2 separate regions of the Mus musculus genome follow, and region 2 is linked to region 1. A link is a loop called in an ENCODE intact Hi-C map of the cell type or tissue named here. Cell type or tissue: heart. All regions are shown on one strand.

What was found. Hi-C counts contacts between places; a loop is a spot of excess contacts. Peaks named below come from ENCODE experiments on the same cell type or tissue, not always from the same donor. Only the 100,000 strongest peaks of a DNase experiment are listed, where the experiment ranks them.
Region 2: it touches region 1 in a loop (7-fold over the local background); 18 of 42 quality-filtered maps call a loop at or near these places.

Annotation. Positions count from the first base shown.
Region 1 is chr2:30,039,513-30,044,512 of GRCm38, forward strand. The region is part of intron 1 of Wdr34 (WD repeat domain 34); the gene reads right to left. Among named protein-coding and RNA genes, the nearest start is that of Wdr34, 6.9 kb to the right of the region's middle. In heart, CTCF peaks have their summits at 3,118 (motif pointing right) and 4,801 (motif pointing left); a DNase peak (open chromatin) is centred at 3,119.
Region 2 is chr2:30,093,649-30,098,648 of GRCm38, forward strand. It overlaps Zer1 (zyg-11 related, cell cycle regulator), which reads right to left. Exons shown (of 16, transcript NM_001290503.1): 16 at 3,635-5,000. Among named protein-coding and RNA genes, the nearest start is that of Zdhhc12, 2.5 kb to the left of the region's middle. In heart, CTCF peaks have their summits at 180 and 2,437 (motif pointing left); DNase peaks (open chromatin) are centred at 173, 2,653 and 3,283; H3K4me3 peaks cover 1,507 bases; H3K27ac peaks cover 1,109 bases.

The DNA of each region.
Region 1 (5,000 bases):
CCACCAAGGTTCTGTATATGAAGCCCCTATAGGCTGAAAAACCCTAGAAATTGGGTTCAGTGCCTTTCTCAGCCCCACAGGATACTACATTCAGACATGGTCCCTGGCAGCCAGCTGCTGTATTATTAACTTCATACTTGCTCAGAATTCCCAGGTGGCAAACCTCCAACACAGGGTCCCATCTCACCATTTATGCATGTCTGGCACTTCACATGGTGTTTGGGAAGCAGATGTGTATTTATGTACACACACACACACACACACACACACAGGGGTGCTTGGCTCTGGCAGGCCTGAAGGGGTTGGCCCCACAGCCAGCCACATGGGAACAGAAAAGGCCTTGCCAGTCCCTTCAGGCTCAAGTGAGGGAGAACCAATTGGGAGCTGCTGTGTGGAGACTGCTGGAGCCAGTCCTACAGTGAGCAAAGGGGACAGAGTCAAGTCTCAGGTAGAGGCAGGCTGGTGCCAACAACACTGGTGGCTCCTACCTGTGGTCTCAGAGCTTGGGAGGCTCCTCTGGGCTCCACACATGTGCACATATAGCCACAAAGTAATGATGGTAGATTCCAATTTCTGCCTCTCAGAACCAGATGTCTGGTCCACATGGAGGTCTTGAGGTATGCACACCACAGGGTCCACTGTGAGCTGTTTGGGTGGTGTCTGCTACTTACTGTCAAGGTTGAGCCAATAGAGGGAGGGGCTGGAGCAGCAGGGGTAGTCAGCGCACGCTAAAGCAGTGGTTCTCAACCTGTGGGTCTGGACCCACTTGAGGGTCATATACCAGATATCAAGCATATCAAATATTTGTTATAAGCCAGGCATAGTGGAGCACACCTTTGATCCCAGGAGGGCAGAGGCAGGCGGATTTCTGAGTTTGAGGCCAGCCTGGTCTACAAAGTGAGTTCCAGGACAGCATGGCTATACAGAGAAACCCTGTCTCGAAAAACCAAAAAAAATAAAAAAATTTTTAAAAAATTGTTATAATTCACAACAATAGCAAAATTAGTTGTGAACAGCAAGGAAATAATTTTAAGGCAGGAGGTTACCCCAACATGAGGAACTGTATTAAAGTGTCGCAGCATTACATCAGGAAGGTTGAGAAACACTGCTCTAAAGGGATCTCTGGACTGGTCCAACTCCCTGCTCAGTCCTGGAACTTGGATTGATAGAGGAAGCAGCTGCCCACCTCGCCAGGACAGCAGCCGAGGACAAGCCATGCTAGACCTAGGACAAGTCAGGGGTCAACGCATCAGCCCAGGTGGACAGAGCCAATGTCTTCAGTGGTCAGAGCGCTGTGGTCATTATGGTGTGAGGGTACGTGTCTTTAATTCCAGGACTCAGGAGGCAGAAGCCAAGACAGAGGCAGGAAGACCAGGCTAGACTGGTCTACACAGCAAGTTCCAGGACATCCTGAGCTATTCTGTCTAAAAAAAGAAAGGAAAAAAAAAAAAAAAAAGAACAGAAAATGTGATCTAACTCAGCCACATTGACTAACAGCTACAATGCTACCACACAGAAAGTGGAGGTGGGGGTCACACCTTGTCCTTGGCTACATATTAAGTTTAAACCCAGCCGGGAGGCACTGGACTTTCTTTAAATTGTTTGGCTTTTTTTTCTGTTTGTTTGTTTGTTTTGTTCTTTCTGGTTTGTCTGTTTGTTTTTCTTTGTTTTTTTTTTTCTTTGTTTTTTTTTTTTGGTTTTTCAAGACAGGGTTTCTATGTGCAGCCCTGGCTGTCCTGGAACTCACTTTGTAGAACAGGCTGGCCTCGAACTCAGAAATCCACCTGCCTCTGCCTCCCGAGTGCTGGAATTAAAGGCGTGCACCACCACGCCCAGCCTGTTTGTTTTTCGGTTGCTTGTTTTCAGAGGAAAAATAAAGAGTGTGGATTTGGGTGAGGGGAGGAGTTGGGAGGAGTTGGGAAGAGGGACCCTGATCAGAATATGTTATGTGAAAAAAAAAGATTTTAAAATAAAAAATAATGGCCCACGCACACGCGCATGTGTGTGTGTGCGCGTATGTGTGTGTGTTTCTGATTCTGGGGTGAAGCCCAAGGCCACAAAGTCAGCCCCTTCACCCTCTTTTCTGATGGACCCTATTCACCTGGTCTTGACAACGAACAAGAGGCCATCAGAGTCCCTTGGCTTCTCCAGGCCTCAGGTCTCCTCTACCCCACACCCCCATCCATGACTGTTCCCTTCCAAGGCCTGTGTGAACACTCGTTGATATACACTCGATGTGAGAGCACTATAGCAGACTCGCACCTATCTGACCCAGTGTTAAGGACATGTAATACCTCTTAAGAGCACTGAGCAAGGGGGCTGGAGAGATGGCTCAGCAGTTAAGAGCACTGACTGCTTTTCCAGAGGACCTGAGTTCAATTCCCAGCAACCACACGGTGATTGGCAACCATCTGTAATGGGATCTAATGCCTCTTCTGGTGTGTCTGAAGAAAACAATGGTGTACTCATACATTAAATATATATGTGTGTGTGTGTGTGTGTGTGTGTGTGTGTGTGTGTGTGTATACATGGACTAAGCAATGCAGATCCAGCAACCAGGCCCAGCGTCCCTCCAGCGTGTACTGTCCACATAAACTTGCTCTCACCCTGAATATGCAAGTGCTGTTTCTCCCACTTCCAGGGTCTGAAGATGAAGATGAAGATGACCTTCAACTTCTGGTCCTCTTATTTCTACCTGGAATTATAGGTATATGTCCCATACGGACACACACACACACACCCAGCCACACCCCTAGCTGAACTTGGCTCTGAGTGCTTCTGCAGCAAACAGCTACTCAAAAGACTTGGACTCAAGGGAGAGGCCAGGCCGGGAGATGAGCTGTATGCAGTAATCGCTACATTTCTGGTTAGTCTGGGTCTTTTCACAAGGCCTTAAAAAGGATCTAGAGACAAAAGTGTCACACACCTTAATCCCAGCACTCAGGAGGTGGAGGCAGGAGGATCGTCCTAAATTTGAGGCCAGTTTGAGCAACAATGTCTCAAAGCAGGGAAGGGGGCCCCAAAGCAGGGAAGGGGGCCCCAGGCATGCTGGCATGCCTGTCAGCCCAGTACCAAGACTTTGGTGGGAGAAGCCACAGGTTTACTTAATGGCACAGGCTCCAGCAGAGGGCGCCATGCATGTGCCGTGCTAGACAGGCAACACCCCAGAAGGCATGCCTGGAGAGAAGGGTACTCAACCATTCACATTTAAGTGAGCAGGAGACAAGCACAAGGCGCCTACCCTGCAGTCCAGGGGATGTAAAGACAGAAACTGTTCAGCTCATATGTCCTAGGTTTCTCTCAAGGAACTCAGGGCTCCTCCCTGAGGAAAAGGTCCTGTCCTAGAGATGAGTGTGCACTGAAAGCAACTCCACACCACACAACTGCACACTTTAAAAGAGCAAGGTGGGGCCAGGCGGTGGTGCATGCCTTTAATCCCAGCCTCCTGGAGGCAGAAGCAGGCAGATCTCGGAGTTCAAGGTCAGCATGGTCTCTATAGAGCGAGATCCAGGACACAGAGGGATACACAGAGAATCCCTGCCTTGAAAATTCAAAGCAAACAAACAAAAAAGAGCAGGATTGGGCTCAGCCAAATGGCTCAACAGGCAAAGATGCTCACCACTGAGCCTGTCCTTCAAGACCTGCACAGTGAAAGGAGAGAGCTAACTCCCACACTGTCCCTGTGACAGACATGCACTGTGGCATTTACACTACTGCCCACCACACACAAAATATAACAATCTTAAAAATAAAAACATAAAATAAAGCCAGGTGTGGTAGCGCACACCTTTAATCCCAGCACTCGGGAAGCAGAAGCAGGTGAATTTCTGAGTTCGAGGCCAGCCTGGTCTACAGAGTGAGTTCCAGGACAGCCAGGGCTACACAGAGAAACCCTGTCTCAAACCACCACCACCCCCCAAAAAAAAATCATAAAATAAAAATCAAAGATCATAGTGGAGCAGCCAGCCGTGCAGGCAACTGAGGCAGAAGGATCACATGACCCCAAGGGTCTGTAATAACCTGAAGACTGGTTTATTTTACGTCTATGTGTGCTTTGCCGAGAAGACAGTGGCTGTTTTGGAACTGGATTCAAGATCTGAGTCCTCTTCAGGAGTAGGGAGTGCTCCCTCCCTACTAAGCCACAGTCTTGGCAGTCCACCTGGTACATGTAGACTTTATTTACCATTATCCTTTTTTTTTTTTTTTTTTGAGGCAGGGCTCATGGAATCTAGACTAATCTAGAACTCATTATGTAGCCAACGCTGGCCTTGAACACCTGACTCAGTGTCCGCCCTGCACCGCCCGTCCCCCCCACACCCCCAACCCACAGTCATCAGCTACCAGACCTGGCTACCTTCTCCTCAGAGGATAGACCTCCTGGTACTTTTGACAGCAGACTGAGTTATGCAAGTAGTTACTAACTCCAGCTCAACATAAAATCGGGTTCCCAGATCACACCAAACACCTGCTGTCCAGGGTCACAGCAGGCTGCAGGCCGTATGCACCGCTAGGGCATCCCAGAGGTTCAAAGCACTGGAGGGACAGATACTCAAACTCTAACCCTCTGCCAAGGGAGCAGCACCACACTTCCATATTCGCCATGGTACTTCCCACAAGAACTAACACAACCCACTAAGAAACAACCACGGGCTGGAGAGCTGGCTCAGCGGCTAAGAGCACCCACTGCTCTTCCAGAGGTCCTGAGTTCAATTCCCAGCAACCACATGGTGGCTCACAACCATCCGTAATGAGATCTGATGCCCTCTTCTGGTGAGTCTGAAGACAGCAACAGTGTACTTATGTATGACAATAAACAAATCTTTGGGTTGGAGTGAGCAGGGACTGAGCGAGCGGGGTGGACCGGAGTGAGCAGAGATCCTAAAATTCAATTCCCAACAACCACATAAAGGCTCACAACCACCTGTACAGTGTATGCATATACATAAAATAAATAAGCAAATATTTTTTTTTAATACACAAACTGGGCATGTGGTGCACGC
Region 2 (5,000 bases), 54 kb after region 1:
AGCGGGGCTGCAGCAACGCGGGGATTGGTGGCTCTGCATTAGAGGCGGGGCACGGGCGGCTCAGGGAGGCTGTCTATTGGGTGCCACCGGCGGCCCCTCAGGCCAACAGGTGCCCGAGGAGGCTGAAGGCGGGGCCCGCGCGCGCACAGCCTACAACTCCCTAACTCCGCCTCCTGTGGGCCAGGTAACTTTGCAAAACCCGGGAGGCGGAAGCCTCCGAAGACAACCCCACCCCCGCATGCGCATGCGTGCCCATCTTTGATCCCCGGAGGCCACGCGGAGCTTGCTCCCAAGGGGCGATGGGCCGGGCTTGCAGGAGGGCACGCCTTGATGACACACTTTCCTCTTATTCGTTTTCTGATTTTGCAAACGGATGATGGGAAAAAGGAGGGTTCTGGTGCGGAGTCTGGACACGCATGGCCCAGCTTGGAGTCAGAGAAATAATTGTCCGGCCTATGACTCTCGAGGCAAGTTACTGAGCTTCTTTAGGCTACTTTCTGCCTCTTCAATGGGGTTGGTAATAGTACCCGCGTCTTAGACAGGTATTTGTCTCCCCTGCTACCACCACGGCCCAACCAGACTGACTTTCTCTCCTTGTGTTCCTTGAACCTCCCCCATTCAGCTGACTTCCACCTGATGACCCTCTTCTAGCCCAAAGCCCAGTGTGCATGCTCTTGGGATTTGTTTTGGTCAAATAGACATCCCTTTTTCTGAAGAACTGACTTCCTATGGCCAGGGTGGTTATGGAAGGATTGGTTGTCCATCGTGTGTGCGCGCGCACGCACCCGCGCGAGTGTGTATTGGGGGACGGGGGGACGGGGGGCGGTTAGGGCCAATCATACTATTCCATATGAGATTAAACAGAGGCTGGGGATTAACACAATTGGTAGACTGTCTAGCAAGCACTAAAGGCTGGGTTATCGCCCCAGCATGGTATATATGATATGGTGGTACATGCCTGAAATCTCAACAAACTGGTGATAGAGGCAAGAAAATTCAAGGCCATCCTCTATACATGTGGAGGGAGGGGACTAAAGCCAACTAATTGTGTGACATAAAAGCTAGTTCCCAAAGAAGGGGTTGGGCTGTCCACACCTTTTTGTTGTTGTTAAAGATTTATTTATTTGTTTTATGTAAGTACACTGTCACTTAAGATACACTTAAGGGCATCAGATTGCATTACAAATGGTTGTGAGCCACCATGTGGTTGCTGGGAATTGAACTCAGGACCTCTGGAAAAGCAGCCAGTGCTCTTAACCACTGAGCCATCTCTCCAGCCCCTGCCCACACCTTTAATCCAATTCTTTGGGATGTAGAGACAGGCAAAGGGCAGCCTGGTCCACATAATGAGTTCTAGGCCAGCTGTCCATAGAAAAATAAAACAAAAAGATCAAAACAAAGTACACAACCATTTGTGAGTCAGGGAGTGTGTGTGTGTGCAAGCTGATGTGATAGCTGGCTCACAGAAATGAAAGGACAACCCTAGCTGTTGGCTCTCTCCTGCCATGTGGGTTCCAGGGACAGAAATCAGGTCAGCAGGCTTACAGGCTGACTGTGTGTGGATATTTTTCCTGAATGTATATCTGTGCACCATGTTCATGCCTAGTGTTTGCAGAGGTTCTAAGAGTAACCAGGTCCTCTGGAGTTACAGATGGTTATGAGCACCATGTGAGTGCTAGAAACTGAACTGAGGTCCCTTGCAAGAGCCACAAGTACAGTGGGGCATGGTGGTGCACGCCTTAATCTCTGTACTCAAAGGCAGAGGTAGCCTAGTTTTCATAGTTTCAGGGCAGCCAGAGCTACATAGAGAGAAAGGTCTTATTTTGGGGTGGGGCAGCTGGCTGGTGAGGCAGAGGCAGGTAAGTGGATCTTTGGAGTTTGAGACCAGCCAGTGTAGTCTACAGAACTACTTGTGTAGTTCCAAGACAGCAGGAATACACAGAGAAACCCTCATTGGGAGTGTGTGTGTGGGTGTGTGTGTATGTGGGTGGGATATACAAGTGCTCCTAACCACCAGGGCATCTCCCTAGCCAGTGGGGTGTTTTTGTTTTGGTTTTCCCATGGTGGTGCTTTTAATCCCAGCACTCTGAGGCCGAGAGGCAGGTGGAGTTTGAAGCCAGCCTGGTCTACAAAGCAAGTTCCAGGATGGCTAAGGCTACATACACCAAGAAACCCTGTCTCAATAAAAACAAAAAACAAAAAAATCAGTGTATTTATTTGTACTTTTTTGGGTGGGTGGTCTCTTCTCTCTCAATATATGGGTCCTGGGAGTGGAACTCAGTCTTAGTGGTAGGGCTCCTTGTGGCACAGCCAGTAAGAAAGATCCCTGGATGGGCAGCCAGGAGAGGTTCATGCTTGCCACTCTTCCAGAGAAGTTTGGGTCTCAGCACTCAGACCATATAGTTGTGACCTGCTGCCCTCTTCTGGCCACCATGGGCACTGTACACAAGTAGTGTACACACACAAAACAACTAAAATGAATTTATAAAGAGCCCTGGAAACCCAGGGTTCTGTGCTGTGTGCTGACCCTTAGCAAAGCCCTGATGGGCTGTTCACAGCCATGGAGTGGCAGGTGCCATAGCCTCAGCATCAACAAGTGGCCAGGTAGTGGGATGGAGTGAGCAGGAAGCAGTGTTCTAGACACTGGCAAGAGCAGGCACCTGGGCTAGGAGCACACTGTGCATCCGGGGGGACCCTGTGCCCCCTCCTTTGCTATGGCAACCTGAGGTGAGAAGGCACATCACCTCTTGAGTGCATGTACCCATCTGTGGGCTGAGAATGTGTCGTGGACAAGGGGAAGCCCCATACATGTGTACACATTAGGCATGCACATCCAGCTCCCTCCCAGACTCACATGGCCCTCAAGTTCAAGGCAAACACCCACATGTGACAGACAGCTTTTCTGCCTCAGCCCTGTGGGCTGCCAATGGTAGAAGGCACTGTTGTGGGCTCTGCTGGGGCGAAGAGGGGACCCCTGTTCTACCAGGAAGGATGCAGACAGCATGCCAGCTCCCAGAACTGTTTAATCTGATCCTGGCACTCCTGCTCACCCTCTGTGTGGTCTGAGAACACATGGCAGGTGTGTGAGCAGCTGTGAGCTCTGCCCTCCCACCTGAACCTGCATGTTCCCTGCATCTCAGTGGGACTGTCTCTGTGCTCGCCATGGCAATGCCCTGTCTGAGATGCCATCCCTCAGAGGCTCCCCCTTTCTGCTGGGTTCAGCTCAGCCTTTCGTAGAGGACTCCCACCCCCCTACTTGTTCCCCTCTATGATACTATCTGGCACCCGTCAGACCAGAGCCACTTCACCATGCCAGCAGGAGCCCTTCTCCTCTTTGCTGCAGAATGGCGAGTTTATATTTATTTTGTGTCTCTCCCAGCAGACTATGTTGTCTCCCAGGGGCTCTGCCAGTCTGGTGGACAGCTATGACCCCAGTGTCTGGGCACAGAGATGTGGAGAGAATGTCATAGACACATAACCTCAGTCTGCCACCTGTCTCCTGATTGTAGGCACATAAACCCACAGTAAAATTACCCACACTCCAGGAGACCCCTAGCTCCTTCCCTGACCTCTGACCGTGTACCTCAGCCCAGTATCCCCCAGTCTCCTCCGGAAAGAAAAGACACCACTCTCCTGCACTTTGCACAAAATGTATTTCTGTGACATCCTGAAGTACAGACATTTCCCCAGACCCAGGTAGGAAAGCAATGGGATGCGAGTTCTGCTCAGGGCCTGCAGGGCCAGAGGACGTGGGATGGAAAGGATGGGCTGAGGCTGCCCAAGTGCTGCATGGGCGAAGCAACCTGGCAGGGAGAGTTTCCTCTGGGAAGATCAGTCGCCTCTCCCTGAGTTCTGGGAGCAGCCAGGCCCCTTCTGACTGTAGGCAGGCAAGCCCGGAAAAACGGGCACAGAGAAGAAAGAGGGCAGAAAAAGCCACACCAGAGGCTGCTTCCAGGGCCAGCTTTGCTCCCTAAAGCCTGCTTATGTGCATGGGTCTCCTCAGTAGCTACAACAATGAAAAGCAATGCTGAGATACAAGGACAGGGTGCAGGAGATATCCAGAGAGCTTGCTGTTACTGCCTGTCACACAGCGCAGCAGCTTCTCAGGGACAACCTGACTGGGCTGGAGGGACAGAGGACTGTCCAAGTGCTGGTCTGGAGGTGGCTTCCTGCTGCCACTGTGAGGCTGGAGTGGGGACCTCCTGCCTTGGAGGGAGCTGTAGTATCTTCTGGACAGCGGGTGGGCTCAGCTCTGCTGCTGGTGGGAGTACCTGGGCACTGGGGTGCTGTGGGCAGATAAGGGCTACAGAACAAGGAAAGACCCTGGTCCCGGAAGGTGCCAGCTGCCAGAGCTGAGGCGGTTTGGGGCATGTTTGGCAGAAGGGGCAGTGTAATTGCCCCTGAGTTCTGACCCTCTCTGGGCTGCAGCCTTCAAAAACCTAGGGGCCTGAGGGAGACTTGAGGCAGCCTTCCTCCATAGCAGCATGGCCACAGACAGGCCTGGCCAGAGAGCAGTGGGCCAACAGAGCCCTGCTTCTCCAGGGTCCTCTGGACAGGATCTGCTTGGCCTAAGGCCTGGGAACAGCTTACTCTTTTGGCCCCAGATGGCTCACAGCCTGGAGCACCAAGGCTTCTGGGAAACCCAGTAGGGCTGGACTTAATCCTAAAGCTTGCCAGCCTCACTCACCTGGGAACCTGGGCAGGGCACTCAGGCAGGGATCAGGGATGTTGAGTAGCCTGCTAAGGGCCAGCTCCTCCCACAACAGACAGAAGCCAGGCCAGGGTCAGCTCACTGGGAAGGGGCCAGGCACTCACAGCATTAGAGGCAAGCCTGGCTGGGGCAGGAGGGAACATGGCAGCAACCAAAGCTTGGAGGCGGACCAAGAGTGGCAAGGAGCTGCAAAGACTCGGGAGAAGTCATACACACAAAACTTCACACTTCCTAACCAAAAAAAAAAAAAATATATATATATATATATATATATATATATATAATATAT